2 separate regions of the Mus musculus genome follow, and region 1 is linked to region 2. A link is a loop called in an ENCODE intact Hi-C map of the cell type or tissue named here. Cell type or tissue: gastrocnemius. All regions are shown on one strand. Each heading gives the region's core, and the rest is flanking DNA. Links, peaks and the distances in the headings are about the cores only. Region 1 holds the start of Lrp10 (low-density lipoprotein receptor-related protein 10). Region 2 overlaps Prmt5 (protein arginine N-methyltransferase 5).

Evidence for each region. Peaks named below come from ENCODE experiments on the same cell type or tissue, not always from the same donor. Only the 100,000 strongest peaks of a DNase experiment are listed, where the experiment ranks them.
Region 1: a loop joins it to region 2, with 2.5 times the contacts of the local background. A loop is called at or near these places in 12 of 42 quality-filtered maps.

What each region holds. Positions count from the first base shown.
Region 1 is chr14:54,459,968-54,469,203 of GRCm38, reverse strand. It overlaps Lrp10 (low-density lipoprotein receptor-related protein 10), which reads right to left and starts at 5,057. Exons shown (of 7, transcript NM_022993.3): 1 at 4,593-5,057; 2 at 4,256-4,300; 3 at 3,495-3,630; 4 at 1,554-1,744; 5 at 423-1,440; 6 at 39-168. The coding sequence starts at 4,629. In gastrocnemius, for the core only: a CTCF peak has its summit at 4,304; DNase peaks (open chromatin) are centred at 4,356, 4,664, 5,075 and 5,389; H3K4me3 peaks cover 1,746 bases; H3K27ac peaks cover 1,740 bases.
Region 2 is chr14:54,507,191-54,516,426 of GRCm38, reverse strand. Prmt5 (protein arginine N-methyltransferase 5) reads left to right here. Exons shown (of 17, transcript NM_013768.3): 3 at 236-321; 4 at 990-1,124; 5 at 1,540-1,652; 6 at 1,781-1,830; 7 at 2,973-3,136; 8 at 4,273-4,434; 9 at 4,848-4,925; 10 at 5,021-5,079; 11 at 5,164-5,286; 12 at 5,373-5,548; 13 at 6,484-6,593; 14 at 6,790-6,883; 15 at 7,022-7,138; 16 at 7,471-7,535; 1 more. The coding sequence ends at 8,632. Among named protein-coding and RNA genes, the nearest start is that of Prmt5, 5.7 kb to the left of the region's middle. In gastrocnemius, for the core only: no CTCF peak of the experiment used is centred there; no DNase peak of the experiment used is centred there.

The DNA of each region.
Region 1 (9,236 bases), core at 930-8,929, 48 kb after region 2:
CTGTCACCGTGAGGTCCAAGGTTGGAAGAATGACTCACATCGTTAGGGTTCTCTGTGGGGAAGTCTTCCACAGGCGGGATGGCACCCTGGGCAATGAGCTGCCCATAGGAAGGGGGTGCCTGTTGCTGCACAATCTCAGCCTCCATCCGGGAGAGCGGGGCAAAGATGCTGGAAGAAAGGAGGGCCACTTAGACATAAGTTACTCAACGTGAGGGCAATGTGCCTTGGCCCAGAAGGCCTCTTCCCTCCATTCCCAGGCCAGGTCTGTCCAAAGTCATGTCCCTCCCTTCCTAGAGACTACTCTCTGGAGCTGATGGCAGGAACCACTCCTCGAGGTGGGCCTGCTCAGTGCCCAGGAACTGCATGGATCCCATCTCATCTTCAGTCCCGGCTCCTCCACAGCCAGCCCCCCTCCAACTGACCTGTATTCCTGGGTGCGGATGGCATAGAGTTTGCAGGTGCAGCCGAGAGCGATGACCAGCAACAGGCCACACACCAGGCTGCCAATGACTGCTGCTGTGATGACTTTTCGGGGCAGGGCGTAGGAGCAGTCCCACTCATCACTGCCGTCAGTACAGTCTGGCTGCCCATCACACACCCATGTCTCATACACACACTTCTCATCCCGGCACCGGAAGTTGCCGGGCTGGCAATGCCGGCAGCGCCTCTCATCCGCTCCATCGGCGCAGAACGTCTGGTAGTTGCAGCGGTCAGCAGGCAGGTAGCAGGCTGTGGCACCAGGGGTGCCTGCAGCTCCACAGGGGAAGTGCCCTGGTGGGCAGCCAGGGCAACCCTCCTCATCTGTGCCATCGGCACAGTCCCATGAGCCATCACAGCGCTGTGCCTCGCTATAGCAACGCTCACCTAGGTTCTCACTAGCCCCCAGGCCAGAGCCCAAGCCACAGGGTCTGTCCCAAGGTAAACAGTAGCCCCGGACATGGTAGGTAGCATTAAAGCCCCGGCCACTGCTCCAAGCAACTGTGTGGTAGGACACAACAGCCTGACCAGACAGGGTCTCCACAGTGACAGCCTTGCCATTGCTGAAGTGGGTGAGGCTACGTAGCAGTCGAGGGGTCTCGGGGGGTCCAGCACCATCATACACATGCACTGCATCTCCGTAACTCAAGTCCAGGGCTGTGAAGCGCACTGCCAGCCTCCGGCCATCATGGGGGTCCAGCAGCCACAGGCAGGACTGGGGGTGGGAGACTGAGGCCAGGTGTGAATATCCAGGGGAAGAAAAGACCCCATAAAAGTCCTCCAAGGTGAGATTGCAGGCCAGAGTTGGTGCGGGGGCTGGGTTCAGGTTAGGGAATGGATCTGAGCTGCAGCCTGCCTCGTCTGAGCCATCCCCGCAGGCATCAATCCCATCACAGCGCTGAGCAGCTGGAATGCAGCGGTGGTTCAGGCACTGGAATTCTTCTTGCAGGCACAGTAGCCAATCTGCAGAGGCATCAAGAGACAGGGAAGTGCCAGAACTCCCAGGATCCTTGCCTCTTCCTGGGGGACTCCCACTTCTCCTCCAATGGTCCCACCACACACCCTGTTCAGCCTACCTTGACTGTAAGTCAGCAAGAAGCCCTGGCCCATGGGTGCTCTGGCCCCAGCATAGCTGTATGTAATGGTGACATTGCCCCCTGGTAGCTGCAAAGGGCCAGAAGGGGCCTCACACAGGGAGATTGGTGGCTGTAGAGGGGAGTGCAGGATTAAATGCTCTGAGCCACAGGCCAGATGCAGCTTCTGGAACCTATGAGGTACAGAAGAGCAAGACATGAGATGCTCTGGAGATTTGCTCCCCCACCCCCACCCCTGCCTCCCCTCTTGATGACAGGTCCCTGGTAGCCCAGGAAGCACAAATGCTTCCTTACCCATGATTCAAAGAGCCAAATGAGAACTCAGCCAATAGAGTCGATGGGGAAAAATATAAGCAAGGGGCAAAGTTCCAACAGAGGTGCCATCAGACCACAAGACCCTTCCTAGAGTCCTTTGAGAGAACCGATGTGTTCAGGGACCAAGGTGAGACCAGGGTTATTACTTTCCAGTTGTGGCAATACCATAACCCAAGCACAGTGCCCGGTAGTTAGCTGACAAAATGTATCTGTTCAATTAACCACAACAGCTCAGCTCCATAAGTGACAAGGGAAAATCTGAAGTCCCCAGGGCTGTACCACGGGTCAACAGTCTCTTTTTAGATTGTTCTCTCCTTTATATACCTTTCTGAATAAATTCTTTTGTGTTTCCTTTGTTTATTTTGTTTTTGAGATAGAGTTTCTTTATGTAGCCTTAGCTATCCTGGAACTCAGGATTTAGACCAGGCTAGCCTCGAAATCACAGACTAAGCTTGTCTCTGCCTCCTGAGTGCTGGGATTAAAGGCGTGTGCCACTACCATCCTGCTCTCTGGGCAAGTTCTCATCAAGTGAAATGTATGAGGCAAACTGCCAAATGACGTGGGCCCCAATGAGGAGTCTTAGGGGTACAGGGCTGGGATTGTTGCTTAGAGGTAGGGTGCTCTCATCTAGGATGTGTGAACCCCTGAGTTGTTTCCCAGTACTGAAAGCAAAATAAACAAAACAAAAACCACCAAAACCACACAGAAACCACAAACAACAAACCAACCAAATGAAAACCAAAAACCAAAAAATAAGAAAAAAGAAAAAGGAATACTGGGCATAGTGACTCCACAGGAAAGCCCAAAATCTGGGAGGATGAGATGGAGCTAACTTAATACCAACCTGCTGGGCTGCACAGTGAAATTCTGTCTCAAAACCAGAAAAAGGGGAGGGGGATGGGCTAGAGAGCTGGTTCAGCAGTTAAGAGCATCGAATGCTCTTCCAGAGGTCCTGAGTTCAATTCCCAGCAACCACATGGTGGCTCACAACCATCTGTAATGGGATCTGATGCCTTCTTCTGGTATGTCTGAAGAGAGCAATGGTGTATTCAGATAAATTAAATAAATAAATAAATCTTTAAAAAAAAAAGGAGAGGAGAGGAGAGGAGAGATAAGGGGAGAGGATGTGAGAAGAGAGAGGGGGGAGGGGGAGGGGAGGGGAAAAGGGACAGGGGAAGAGGAGAGGAAGGGGGAGGGGAGAGTAAGGATGGAGTAGTGCAATGCAGAAAGGCAGACCCAGAGAAGGTTTGTTTTGCTAGAGACTGAACCCAGGACTTCTGCACACTCCACACAAGCATTCCACCAATGAGCTAGTAATACAGTCCCAACCCTGAGGAAGGGACTAAGTTGATTAACAACTAGGCCACACTATGATTCAGGGACTCATCACAAGTCTAGCTGAACCCAGAATAATTTCTAGAGTCCTTTTGAGATGGACAGTCCCCAAGCTAAATATCCACCATAGCTAAGCCTTTACAGCAGACCCAGACAAACCAAATTCTCTTCTGCTGACAAGGATGGTAATATCATAGAAAGGTGATCAAAGGCTTTTTCAGAGGGAGAGGGAAGGGGCAGTAGAGAGAAATGGGGACTTGCCTTATTTCTCACCTGACAGTTACTGTCTGATCCTTGCTGCCCAGGATAACCCAGGTGCAGTTGGCAGGGGAGCTTCGGCTGTCCCGGCCTAGAGGCCTCTGTAAAGTGCCTTGTACTTCTGAGAGCACAGCTGGGGGCGCCTCACAAGCTAGAGGGAGAAGGGGGGGGAGACACTGGTAGAGTTCTTTAATATTCTTCTTCCCCTCTGAATGCCTCAAGATGGCAAAAATCTCCACCCACCAGTTACAGCCAACTGGTCCCTCTCCATTTTTTTTTTTTTTTGGTTTGTTTGTTTAAAAACAAAAACCTTTTGTAACCTAGGATATCCTCAAAGTCACTATATAGCTGAGGCTGGCCTTGAACTGATTCTCCTTCCTCTGCCTCTCAAGTGCTGGGATTATAGGAGTTGACAACCCTACTCCTTTTCCATATTCTTTATACTTCATCTTAAGTATTCACACTATAAGTAATGTTACTGTAGGCTTTGTGCCAGCCACAGGGTCAGTTGGCAGAGAAATACTGTTTCTACTCTCAGGAAGACCTTACCCTAACTAGGGAGACAAAACACGGATATTACACATAAAAAAACGAGATGGTTCTTAACAACTACCAGGTGCCAGTTCACATTGAGCCTCAGTTTCCCCTTCTGTAAAGTAATGGATGATACCTATTCTAAAATTACAGCAGACTCCAGGATCCAGGGGAGAGATTCTTTTCTCTAGGGTGCATCTTCATTCCCATGCCCCAGAACCCTAGGAACTCGCTTTACTTACCAGAACGTGGGAAAGTGATCCGGTCTGGGCGGGCCAGAGCACCTCCTAGAGGGGGAATCGAGAAAGGGCAGCAGAGAGAGTCAAGTTTTCTTCACCTGGGCAACTCCAAGGGGAGGCCCATCTGAGACTTCCGGACAGTTTATAGGAAGGGGTAGAGGAGCCGGAAGGAGGTGCGTGACCTCGCCGAAAGGTCGCCTTCCCTGGCTGTGAGTGGGAGGGACAGTGTGGGACAGCCCGAGAGGAGGCCGAGGCTCGACGGGGCGGCGGTCGCAGGGGTCGTGGGTCACCAAGGAGGGCGCGGGACGGCGGGCAGTGACACCGGGGCGGGGACTCTTACCGAGGAGGAGGAAAAGAAGAGGGAGGGCCGATAGCATCCTGGGTTGAACAGGGGTGCCGGCAGGGTCCCGGGGCGCCTCTTGTCTACCTGGCAGGAAGCTCCTCGCCGGGTGGGGGCTGCATAGCCCCGGTGCGACCCAGGCTCGGGGTGCCAGGGCTGGACGCACGGCGGAGAGGAACAGGCGTGACGCCTCTTGCTAACTTCAGAGTTGATCGCTCCTTACCAGTGCCCGGCGGTGCTCGCCCGGAAGGCCGCGAGCGCCCCGGCCAGGCCCGGCCGCACCTGCCGGGCTCGACGCTGCGTCCTCCGCGGACCAAACTTTGTGGACTGCCCGTCCCCGAGCCGGCGTGCGGCTCGGTCCCCGCGGCCCTTAGGGGACGGCGGCTTTGCACAGCTCGCGGTGCCCCAGCGGACCCCGGCCGAAGCCCAGCAGCCGGCGACGAGGGGCGCGGCCAGCTTGGCCCCACCCCTGCCAGTCACCGCGCGGCCACGCCCACCTGCGCTCAGCTCCTTTCCGGGTTGCTTTTGCCGTCACGCTCCGGATCGCCCTTTGGCTGCCGCCTGCGTTATCTTTCAGATGTGTCTTGTCAAAGGATGTCTGCTTTTCCCGCCGTAACTGCTACGTGTCTTTGGACCCTTAAATCCTCAGTACTTTTTCTTCACCCAGCGCCTTAGATCCCGTAGCGCTTCTGGTAGTAAGCCTTTACTGAACCAATTACCAGGCGCTATTATAATTATCTGTTACAATGTTTATTCATCACTCCCGCCCCCGCCTCAGCTTTGGAAACTGACACTTCCTGTAGGCTGGGGCCTAGACTGGGTACCTTTGTCCCAAGAGTGTTGCTTGCTCTCCTGCTGAGATGCAGTGATCTCTACGAATGGTAAAGACATAATATGGCTTCACTTGCTGGATCCGTGAACTTGAGAAAATTACTCCTCCGTTCAAGCAGTCCTGTAAAAATTGAGGGTCATGATAGTGTGACTCCCTCCTATGGTACTTGTGAACATTTAGGGTAACATTGTAGATTGAGCCCTAAGCACGTTGGCAGACATAGGAAGTGAGGTGTTTCTATCTGATAGCAACAATTATTCTCAGTTACAGGGTAGTATTATTAAATTTTGTGGGTTTCCGGTTTCCTGTGGCACAGGTGGGTAATATTTACAAAAGAATAACAAGTTGAATATTTTTTTTCACATTTCAGGCTTATACCTAAGTACATTTAGTATACATATAGTAAATATTTAACAGCGAGATGTTTGTTCCTCTTGTCAACAGTCCTGTGAGGTAGTCTATGGTTACTTCCATTTTACAGATAAGGAAGTGCTGGCATGGAGAAGTTTAGTAATACCTTCCCCAAATCTGAATATTCAAATCTGAATGGCTCCCACTGTTTTAAACAATTTGAGCACCAACATAGTGCCACAGGTGGGAAATTCCATACAGTAAAACTTTGTTTCATCTTCAGCATTGCTAAAAATACTTGATTAAATTTATCATCAGGCTACTTGTGATGTGTATATGAAACATGAATAAATGCCATCTACCTGTGTGCTGTGGCATACATTGCAACTTGTGTGTGTGTGTGTGGATGAATGATTAAAATAAATGTCAACAAATATTTTCAGTGCTTCTAGAGAATCACTCACCATCTGCTAGGTATTAATCATAGCATTTTGCATATATTATCTCACTGAAAGGTGACCACACCTCTGAGAAGTCAGTGTTGGAAACTGAGTCACAAATAGTTGAGATACCTTGTTTCTAAATCAAACTCTTGGCATATAAAAGAGCTAGACTCAGACAACAAGACTCAGTCAAGTTGTCTGGACCAGACTCCCTGCTGCTAGAGATGACATGGTAGATTCTAGAATCCTCAGATCAAAGACTTTGTTTGTTTTTGAGAGGTCTCTTGTATCCTAGGCTGGCTTTGAACTCCTGGTTCTCTTGCCTCTACTTCCAAGTGATGGCATCATAAACCCGTCACCATGTCCAGCTGGAACAAGAATTTTAACACCTGACTACTTTCTAGGATAGATTTTATGTAAAAACAGCTGGTCATGTTGGTGTATACCTTTAGTTTCAGCACTCAAGGGTTCAAGGCAGGTAGATCTTTACGGGTTTGAGACCTGTCTTGTCTACCTAGTAAGTTTCAGGCAAGCCAATACTACACAATGAGGCCCTATCTCAAATACAAACACACTTGACTGTTTGTAAATAAGGAACGAGGTTATCTGCCAACTAGTCACCTGTATTGAGATTTATTGCGCAACTTTCTGCAAACTACATTTCCCAGGTTCCCTTTCAGAATAATCTCAGTGCAGTCTCAGCTCTTGGGGAAGATTGGGATGAGGAGGAGGAAGGAGGATCCGGGATGTGCCCTACACCCCTGCTTTAACTTTGGGTGGGGCAGGAGCTATCTCTCTGCCCTGGTTTCAGCTGTGGCTGGGTAGCTTAACCTCTAGCTACTCAGGTTCTCCCCCTTCCTTCCTTCCTTCCTTCCTTCCTTCCTTCCTTCCTTCCTTCCTTCCTTCCTTCCTTCCTTCCTTCCTTCCTTCCTTCCTTCCTTCCTTCCTTCCTCAGCTTCTCTTGACTTTCTCAGCATCTCCTTTCAGAATTTTGGCAAATTTGTCTTATCTGTACATATTTCTTCCATGTACTCCCAACTTATTTCTCCCCAAGATTTATTTATTTATTTATTTATTTTGGTTTTTCGAGACAGGGTTTCTCTGTGTAGCCCTGGCTGTCCTGGCACTCACTTTGTAGACCAGGCTGGCCTCGAACTCAGAAATCCTCCTGCCTCTGCCTCCCGAGTGCTGGGAATAAAGGCGTGCGCCACCACTCCCGGCTCCAAGATTTATTTTTATGTGAGTATGACTGTGTGTGTGTGTGCCATGTCATGTCATGTCATGTCATGTCATGTCATGCCATGTGTAAGTACATGTAGAGGACATCAGATCCCCTGTGGCTGGAGTTAGCCTACAATTGTAAGTTGCTAGATGTGGGTGCTGGGTACTGCCCTCTGGAAGAGCAGCAAGCACTCTTAACTGCTCAGCCATCTCTCCAGCCCCCCTTTTCTTAGTGTTTTGAGGCAGAGTCTCATATAGCCAAGGCTGACCTCAAACTCCTCATCTTCTGTCTCTACCATCCCAGTGCTAAAATTAAAGACATGTCATTACTATTGGATTTTCTTAATAAAAATATTGTATCATCCCCCCACCCCCGTGTGTGTGTGTGTGTGTGTGTGTGTGTGTGTGTGTGTGTGTGTGTGAGTATATGTGGTGGTGTGTGTGTAGGTCAGGGACAACTTTTGGGAGTTGGATCTCTCCACCACTATATGAGTTCCAAGGACTGAATTAAAGTTCATTGGTGCCGCCTTTACCCGTTAAGCCATCTTCTTCTCCACCTATTTGTTTTCTTGTTTGTTCATTTACCGTGTGTGTGCCCTGGAGTGCATGAGCATACATGCCTATGAAGATCAGAGAACAACTTTCATGAGCTGTCAACTCTCTTCTTCCACCCTGGGAGTGCCAGTGATTGAATTTAAGTTGTCAGGATTGGTGGCAGGCATCCTTACCCACTGAGCCATCTCATCTGTCAAACTCGTTTTTCTTTGTAAAAATATAATGCTAGGCTTGGTGGTGCACACTACCAAATTTAATCTCAGCACTCAGGAGGCAGGTGGAGGTGGGTGGGGGATATCTGTGAGTTCAAATCCAGCCTGTTCTACGTAGAGAGAGAGATCTTGTCTAAAAACAAGAATATTCTGTATTTGTTAATATAAAAGACAAAGCAGCCAAGTGGGTGCTGGGACCTGAACCTGGGTCTCTACAAGAGCAGTCAGTGCTCTTAGTTACTCCAGGTCCCCCAAATATATTTTTATTAATTCTTTGAGAATTTCATACATTCACATAATGTATTTTGATTATATTTACTTCGCACCCAACCAATAACTTTCCAGATATCCTTTCTAACCCTTCCAACTTAATGTCTCCTTATCATCCTCCTCTTCTTCCTCTTCCTCCTCCTCCTTTTTGATTTTTTTTTTTTTTTGAGGCAGGGTTTCTCTGTGTAACCCTGGAACTTGCTCTGTAGACCAGGCGGGCCTTAAACTCAGAAACCTGCCTGCCTCTGCTTCCTGAGCACTGCTCCTCCTCCTCGTCCTCCTCGTCCTCCTCGTCCTCTTCCTCCTAGAACTTGTTGTGTGTGTGTGTGTGTGTGTGTGTGTGTGTGTGTGTGTGTGTGTGTGTGTGTGTACTTGCCAAAGTGTGCATGTATGCATCTCATGTGTGCCTGCTGGCTGAGAAAACAGAAGAGAGCATTGGATCTCCTGGAACTGGAGTTAAGGGTGGTTGTCAACTACCATGTGGGTGTTGGGAATGAATGGAACCTGGGTCCTCTGCAGGAACAGCAAGTGCTCTTACCCTCTGAGATATCGCTGACATATTCAGCTCTCCCTCATTACTTTTTTTTCTTTTGTTTTGTTTTGAGACAGGGTTTCTCTGTGTAGCCCTGGCTGTCCTGGAAATCACTCTGTAGTCCAGGCTGGCCTCGAACTCAGAAATCCACCTGCCTCTTCCTCCCAAGTGCTGGGATTAAAGGTGTGCGCTACCACTGCTTGGCTCCCTCATTACTTTAACAAAACA
Region 2 (9,236 bases), core at 266-8,265:
TCCTCCTCCTCTGACTTGGTTATCTATTGGTTAGCCCCTATGACATAGAGAACTCTTTTTTTTCTTTCCTTTCTAAAAGTTGTAGTCCCCTATTCTTCATCAGGCTATCCCTATATCAGAGACAAAAAGTCTTGTCTTTCATCTCTACTCTTTATTCTCTGCTGAGAACTAGAAATTGATCAAGAACATGCCAACTCCCATTGAGTCTTTGTCTTCTCTTGGGTTGGGGATGCAGACTGGAATACGCTAATTGTGGGAAAGCTTTCTCCATGGATTCATCCAGACTCAAAAGTGGAGAAGATCCGAAGGAACTCTGAAGCGGTAAGGCAGTTTAATTTCTTCGTGGGATCCCTTTAAAGGTTAGGCCTGGCCTGGGTGTTGGGGCACCTATCTGCAATCTCAAGCGTTGTGAGGTTATTCCCACATCAGGAAGATAATGAGGGAGGATTGAGATTCCATGCCAGGAGAAGAAAAGGAAAAAATTAGTTCTGTCACTAAACTAGGTCAGGAGAGTAAGCTGGTAAATCAGAGTCCATCTAAAAGTGTCTGGAACGATAGGTGATGGTTCACATCTGTAATCTCAGCAGGGTCCATCTCCAGCCCAGCAAATCACTGAGTTCCAGGCTAGTTAGGGCTGTAATCTAAGACCCTGTTCCAAAAGGGTTTGGTTCTAGCTCAGTATGGCAGCTTATAGCTGTAATACAGACACTCAGGAGAGTGAACCAGCCGGGCATGGTGGTGCACGCCTTTAATCTCAGCACTTGGGAGGCAGAGGCAGGCGGATTTCTGAGTTCAAGGCCAGCCTGGTCCAAAACCAAAAAAAAAAAAAAAAAAAAAAAAAGGGAGAGTGAGCGAGGTCAGATTCAAAGTCAAACTGAGTTATATAGAGAATTCCAGAACAGCCTGGGCTACAGTGTCAGAGCCAGTTTCTGCTGCTCCCTACCCTAAAACCCTAGCTCTTAATTGTTTTCTCTTGTCTTGTGTTTCAGGCTATGTTACAGGAGTTGAATTTTGGGGCATATCTGGGTCTTCCAGCTTTCCTATTGCCCCTTAATCAGGAAGATAACACGAATCTGGCCAGAGTTCTGACCAACCACATCCACACTGGCCACCACTCTTCCATGGTATGACTGAGGGTTCTTTCCTGCTCTGTATCATGATAGCTGTCCCTTTTGCCTAGTTACACTCCCAGTGCATTTGGCAGAATTGAAATGTCAGTGTTGTTCATTCCTGACTCCGCCTAAGTGTGGTGTGCAGAATGTTTCAGAGCAGTATATGTGGGGCTAGAGACGTCGCTCAGTGGTAGATCACTTGCCTAACATACGTGAGCCTCTGGGAACAAAGGATAGAGAAATAAATTATTTCTGTTTAAAATAAAAGACAAGCTAGGTATTTACACAAGGATACGTATGACATATTAAACACGTGTAATCACATTTAGAAAAGCATATAAAGAGATTAACTTGTGAACTTGAGGGAAGCTTTCTGGACCTGATGAGTGTGAAACAGGGTTTTAACAGGGTACCTGTTCATATGCAGTTCTGGATGAGGGTACCCTTGGTGGCCCCAGAGGACCTGAGAGATGATGTAATTGAGAATGCCCCGACTACACACACAGAGGAGTACAGTGGAGAAGAGAAAACATGGATGTGGTATGTCTCCTTTTGCTGCTGTACTGCGTGGGGTGGGGTGAGGGCTATGGGGAACTGGTGGGGCGTGTTCTTGAGTTATAGGTCATATGCCCCTAACAGGCTCTTTCTTTGTTTCTGATTCTGGGCAGGTGGCATAACTTTCGGACTCTGTGTGACTATAGCAAGAGAATTGCAGTAGGTAAGTCCACAAGGGTTCTGAGATATGAGCGGCCTCCTAGAAATGAGAATCAACAGGCTGGGCGTGGTGGCCCACCACCTTTCATTCCAGAACATGGGAACTGGAGACAGGTAGATCTCTGTGAGTGTAATTAAAGCTAGCCTTGTTTATATAGTGAGTTCTAGGATAGCCAGGACTATGTCGACAGACCCTGTCTTTAAAAAAAAAAAAGAAAGCCAAGCAGTGGTGGCACACGCCTTTAGTCCCTGCACTTAGGAGGTAGAGGCAGGCAAGTCTCTACAAGTCTGAGGCCAGCCTGGTCTACAGATTAAGTTCCAGGGCAGTTAAGCCTACACAGAGAGACCTTATCTCAAACAAAAGTAAGAATGGGCAGTTTAGAACGTTCCAGGACAGTCAGGGTTACACAGAAAGACCATGGCTTTAAAAAGAAAAATTAACAGTTTCGGGCCTGGAGAGATGGCTCAGTGTTTAAAAGTGCTTGTTGCTCTATTTTTGAGGATCAAAGTTGAGATACCAGGACCCACACTGGGTTGCTCACAACTGCATGTTAACTCTAGCTCCAGGAGATCTGGTGCCCTCTTCTGGCCTCCATGGGGGAACTGCACACACATGGCACATATACAGAACACACACATATGAATAAAAATGAATGTAAATATTAAAAAAAAAAAACGAACAATTTCATGAGGCTGGGGGTGTAGCTCAGTTGGTAGAGCACTTGCTTGTCTAGATGCATGAAGCCCCTAAGTAGATCCATAGTACACATAGATGTAGTGGCATATGCCTGCAGTTCCACCTCTTAGGAGGTGGAGGCAGGAGGATCAGGAGTTTACAGAAAGCTCAGTGCTACATTGGGTTACCTGAGACCCACTCTAAAAATAGAACCAGCCCTGGCCATTCTGTTTTCATATTCCTTTAGTCCCTGAACATGGGACGCAGAGGAAGGTGGGGCTCTGTGGCTCCTAGGCCACCCAAGGCTATACAGTGAGAACCTGTCTGAGAAAAGGAGAACAAAGTGAGTTCCATGTGTGAGCTGGGTATTTTGGCTGCTTTCCCTGTGCTCAACAGAAGGGAAAAAATTTGCACCAGGTAAGGTGGGCTCCCTGCTCAGCAATAGGTGTCCTTTTCCTTCCTCTGTGTAGCTCTTGAAATTGGAGCTGACCTCCCGTCTAATCACGTCATTGACCGCTGGCTTGGAGAGCCCATCAAAGCAGCCATTCTCCCCACCAGCATTTTCCTAACCAACAAGAAAGGATTTCCTGTTCTTTCTAAGGTGCAGCAGAGGCTGATCTTCCGGCTCCTCAAGGTGGGTGGCCGTATGGTTTCAGGGTGGCCCGACGGACTTAATCACTGAGGACGTCTGCTTCTGGGACAGGGACAGATGATTGTGTTCTTCATGGTTCCTTTTCCAGAACTTCCTCTGGTTTCTGGAGAAAGAGCCAAACTTCACAAGAATTTTTTTTTCCCCTGAGACAGGGTTTCTCTGTGTAGCCCTGGCTGTCCTGGAACTCACTCTGTAGACCAGGCTGGCCTCGAACTCAGAAATCCGCCTGCCTCTGCCTCCCAAGTGCTGGGATCAAAGGTGTGCGCCACCACTGCCCAGCAAGGAATTCTTACATAGTTAAAGTAAGAGACTGGGTGTGAGGACACACAGCTTTCATCCCAGCACCAGGAGGAAGAGGCAAGTAGACAAGTCAGGGATTTTTATCTCAAAACAAACAGACAAGAAGTTGAGGGTCCTTGTGCCCAGGGATGGCCAGGAATGTTAAGCATGCAGGAGTGTTTTGTTTTTTTGTTTTTAAGGGAAGGAAGTATAACCTGTGTTTTCATCCAGAAAGCTGAGAATTGATGATCTGTGTTATCTGAAGGGCCAGCCCATAAGCTCCCACAACCAGGACTGGAGGTGGCTGTTAGCCCAAATGACCTCTCAGCTCTTTGTCTGGCCAAGACCACACTGATCCTTAAGCTAGTCCTTGTAGCCTATCTCTAAACCCATGTACCTGGAGCTGAGTTTTGATACATTTAAGCTTTCTCGTGCACCAGGGATTGTATTACACCAGGGAACTTCCCACCAAACTGTACTGTGTTTAAACATGCTGGCAATAAACTGCCTGGCATCACACTCTCAAGTTTGGTCCAGCCTAGGTCAGGATGCACTGAGTTCTCATTGTCACATTGCCATGGATTATTTCCTGCTCCTGTGATGCCTACAGGGACCCCACCCCCTCCTCCACCCCCACCCTCACCCACACTTGTGGACCTTTGTGTTAGCATATGAGGACTTTATAAATTTATGAAAGCCCTGCCTTTTTTGGTACTGGGACAGATGCTGGGCAGCTGTTGGTATGGGTTTTATTTTATGTTGGGGCTTTTGGTTATAAAGTATAATGTCTGAGAATGGTGGTTTGTGGGCTTGCTCTCATGCTCTGACTTTTCACACAGTTGGAAGTGCAGTTTATCATCACGGGAACCAACCACCACTCAGAGAAGGAGTTCTGTTCCTACCTCCAGTACTTGGAATACTTAAGCCAAAATCGCCCTCCACCCAATGCCTATGAGCTCTTTGCCAAAGGCTATGAAGACTATCTGCAGTCCCCACTCCAGGTAGGTGTGGAGAGCACTACTGGTGACAGAGGGGACCACAGAGATGACTAAGAGCTCAGAGCCCAGGCTTCTCGTCCCGGGGACTTGTATTTGGTTCCTAGCACTCACATGGTGGCTCCCAGCTGTAACTCCAGCTCCAGAGGACCAGGTGCTCTCAGTGCCTTCTCCCCAGGCACTGCCTGTGCATGTGGTGCACAGACTTACACGCAGGCAGAATACCCACGCACATACATGTTTTTAATTGAAAAGTCAATAGTAATTGTAATAATACCCAGACATAGGACCAAGAAATATCTCTTAAGAGTAGATGGTCCAGGTGGGTCCTACCGAAATTCAGGAAGCAATGGGAAATTTTTGATGTCTTGGCCATTTGCCAAATACTGGCCAACTTGTTCTTCTGTCTCCTCTGTCAGCCTCTGATGGACAATCTGGAATCTCAGACATATGAAGTGTTTGAAAAGGACCCCATCAAATACTCTCAATATCAGCAGGTATGGTGTTGGCTTCCGCGGGGCAAAGCACAGGGCCAGGATAAGGTCAGTAAAGAAGGGCTCACAGCTGTGAGGTTTTCTGTCTTTCCCCTCAGGCTATTTATAAATGTTTGCTAGACCGAGTACCAGAAGAAGAAAAGGAGACCAATGTCCAGTGAGTACTGTCCTTTTGTTCCCAGGGGCTGGTGCGCCTGCCCGTCCCTCTGCTCAGTCTGCTTGACTTTGCCCTTTTCCTTAGGGTACTTATGGTGCTGGGTGCAGGCCGGGGTCCTCTTGTGAATGCGTCTCTTCGGGCAGCCAAACAGGCCGAGCGGCGGATCAGGCTGTATGCTGTGGAGAAGAACCCCAATGCTGTGGTGACGTGAGTAGCAACTTGATTGCTGGGCAGCTTGTCCTGGTCCCCGTTTCCAGCCGAAGTCTTTCTTACTCTGTCACCTCTGATTTCAGGCTAGAGAACTGGCAGTTTGAAGAATGGGGGAGCCAGGTGACAGTTGTCTCATCAGACATGCGGGAATGGGTGGCTCCGGAGAAAGCTGACATCATTGTCAGTGAGCTTCTGGGTTCCTTTGCCGACAACGAGCTGTCACCTGAGTGTCTGGATGGAGCACAGCACTTCCTGAAAGGTTTGTCCAGGTTGGGGGGAAACCATATGGCTGCGAACTGCTGCTTGCTAGAGTCAAAAAATCTACAAGTAGCCGGGCGTGGTGGCGCACGCCTTTAAACCCAGCACTCGGGAGGCAGAGGCAGGCGGATTTCTGAGTTCGAGGCCAGCCTGGTCTACAAAATGAGCTCCAGGACAGCCAGAGCTATAAAGAGAAACCCTGTCTCAAACAAACAAACAAACAAAAAAAAAATCTACAAGTGAGCTGGCCAGTGGTAGCGCACGCCTTTAATCCCAGCACTTGGGAGGCAGAAGCAGGTGGGTTTCTGAGTTCAAGGCCAGCCTGGTCTACAAAGTGAGTTCCAGGACAGCTAGGGCTGCACAGAGAAACCCTGCCTCGAAAAACAAACCAAACCAAGCCAAAACAAGATCTGCAAGTGGGTGGACTAGAGATTCCCTAGGGTCTGTGGGCTCGGAAGGTATCTGTGGAGCATTTATCTGAAATGAGGCTCTGGGTGTGATCGCTACCTTGGGCTTAATGTTTGTTGGGAACTTTATGGGGTGCTGTGATCCCCACTGGGTTAGAGTGCAGTCAGACCTTGCCTAGTGATGCTCGGCAGCAGCAGCGGGCTGTGTGTGTGATGTGGTCCCACAGGATTGTGTCAGCAGGTACCTCGTAGTCCTCTTAGTTTGTGTAAGGACTATTGTTTTCACAGAGCTGGGCTCTAATAGCCCAGAGTGTGTTCTGTTGCTAAACAGTGCATGGCTCTATGTTGGTGGTTTTTACCTTTAACCTATGGCTCTAACTTAGTAAGAGTGGGATTCCTGTGACCCAGTAGCCTGTGCTCCGGCCGTGTCCATAGCAACCTTGGCTTGTTCCGGTCTTTGAGCCTTCAGCTGCTGTAAAAACGCCATTTCCCTCCTTCTGGGAACTGATTTGACCCTGTGGCTGTGCAGATGATGGCGTGAGCATCCCTGGAGAATACACCTCCTTCCTGGCTCCCATTTCTTCCTCTAAGCTGTACAATGAGGTCCGTGCCTGTCGGGAAAAGGACCGCGATCCTGAGGTAAAGAGCTGCTTTTCTAGGAGGGGCTATTCTTTAGTCTTCTCTACTGTCTTCCTCTGAAGTCGATGAAGGTGGAAGAGAAGCTGGGGGTGAAGAAGGTGGTTGAAATAAAGCGGTGTTCTTGTTTGTTTCTTTGGTGCTGGAGCCCCAGCGTTCTCTGTCTATCTCCTGAAGTTGTTGTTTTCTCCCTGGACAGGCACAGTTTGAGATGCCTTATGTGGTTCGGTTGCACAACTTCCACCAGCTCTCTGCTCCTAAGCCCTGCTTTACCTTCAGCCATCCCAACCGAGGTAGGTTCACGCGTGGCTCTTCTGACCGAGCTCCCCGCGTCTGCAGCTCTGGCCCTCCAGTGCTAGAGCTTATTCAAGTTTGCCGAGTCGCTCAGGGGTTTTGGCCCCTTGTCATCCATCCACCATCTTTCCTGACAGATCCTATGATTGACAACAACCGCTACTGTACCTTGGAGTTTCCTGTGGAGGTGAACACAGTGCTTCATGGCTTCGCAGGCTACTTTGAGACTGTGCTTTACCGGGACATCACTCTGAGTGAGTGTCTGGGACAGTGTATGAGCGCATTAGCATGGGTGACTCTGGTTCGGCCTGCATGTCTTTGGGGGCTGTTTCACAAAGCTTCCTCTGTTCCTCCATGGCTTGTTAGCTGAGTACTAGCCGAGGTTAGCTGAGTACTAGCTGAGGTTAGCTGAGTACTAGCTGAGGTTACTGCCAGTCCCAATCCAGCACAGTAGCTTACTGGGGAGGCCAGAGTCCAGGAGTAGAGGTCTTTGGTTCTTCATTTTTATGACCACAGAAGAGACTCTTCTCAACGTAGGGAAGAGGGAAAGGGGAGCCCTCAAGGTTTCATTACTTTGTCTCCACAGGTATCCGCCCAGAGACTCACTCTCCTGGGATGTTCTCATGGTTCCCCATCTTCTTCCCCATTAAGGTAGGAGTCACCTCTAAGACGGTGGGTCGAGGGACAACTTGTGCCAGTGGTGTTCTTCTCCTGTCCCTCAGCTAGTTGGCTGTGACCCATGTTCTGTTCTGTCACTTGCTCTGCAGTCCTCTTGGGGATACCCAAGTAAGCTACCTGGACTCCCCACATCTCCAGCCTCTCTTGTCCAGTCTTTACCTGGAAGAGGGATGAATTTTACATTATTTGAGTTTGCCTTTCTATCTAAGCCCCTCAGCACCTTCCCACTGCCCTCAGGTGAGAGCTGGCTTGGTGGGTTGGCTTCCAGTTCTCTCTGCTTTGCCTGTGAGGTTCCTTGTTCATGTCTCCACCCTGCTAACTGCCCTAGGTTTCCTGGAATGTCTCTACCATCAGGCCATTTTCCTGACCTCCAAGAATAGGCCAGCTTCCTCTTGAGTGCTTTCATGGCTCCCTTCCTGTACAGTGTTTACTGTGTCCTTGTCACTGTCCGGGGGTTCCATATTTTGACAGGATAGCTAACTTTTATGAGAGTCAATATATATTTTTTTAAAATTTATTTATTTATTATATGTAAGTACACTGTAGCTGTCTTTAGATGCCCCAGAAGAGGGCATCTGATTTAATTACAGATGGTTGTGAGCCACCATGTGATTGCTGGGATTTGAACTCAGGACCTCAGGAAGAGCAGTCAGAGCTCTTAACCACTGAGCCATCACTCCAGCCCCCAAGGGGCAGAATATTTTGTTGTATTTATCTTTTGTTTGGTTTTTGAGAAAGGGTTTGGAATTATAGCTCAAGCTGGCTTTGAAATCCTGATTCTCCTGCCTCAGCGTCCTGGGTGTTGGGTTATAGGTTTGTCCCTACACTTGGCTGTTTATTGTCTAATCTCTGTCTGTCCCACCATCATTGCCAAGTACAATTCCTCATTCAAGCCGCCTGTGTCTTTCGTATTACAGCAGCCCATCACGGTGCACGAAGGCCAGAACATCTGTGTGCGTTTCTGGCGATGCAGCAATTCCAAGAAAGTGTGGTACGAGTGGGCGGTGACGGCCCCCGTCTGTTCTTCTATTCACAACCCTACCGGCCGCTCCTATACCATTGGCCTCTAGCCCTGCACACAGTGTCAAAACCTTGGAAGCAGCTCTGAGTTCTCTTCCTACAGCACAGAAGGTGTAGAACATCTGCTGGTTCAGTTCCTCAGTGAGACCCTCAGCCGCCAGAGAGGAGCGGTTCCGGCTGCTTTCCTACCTAATGTCATGGTGGCCAACGGGTAGGCATTCCCGGACTGCCAGGCATGGTGGTGCATACTCTTTATCCCAGCACTCCAGAGGCAGAGGCAGAGGCAGATGGATCTCTTTAAGTTCAAGGCTAGCCCGGTCTACCTAGCAAGTTTCAGGCCACCTAGGGCTACATAGTGAGACCCTGTCTCCAAAAAACGAAAAAAAAAAAAAAAAAGAACTAGAGGACACAAGCCAGCAGCAGTCTTCAGAGCCTCTGGCTTGGGCATGAGAACTCAGCAGCTCTGGATGAAGCAACCTCAGCAGATGCTCAGCCGCCAGAGCTCCCCAGGGGTCAGGAGAGAAAGCGAAGGCTGTGGAAGAGCCCGGGCTGCGTGCATGAACACTTGACCTGCGCTCTTCTTGCCCTACTCTGTTGTTGTTTGGGTGGTTTGTGTCTGAAGGAAACAAATAAAGTGAAGTTACGGCCTCTGCT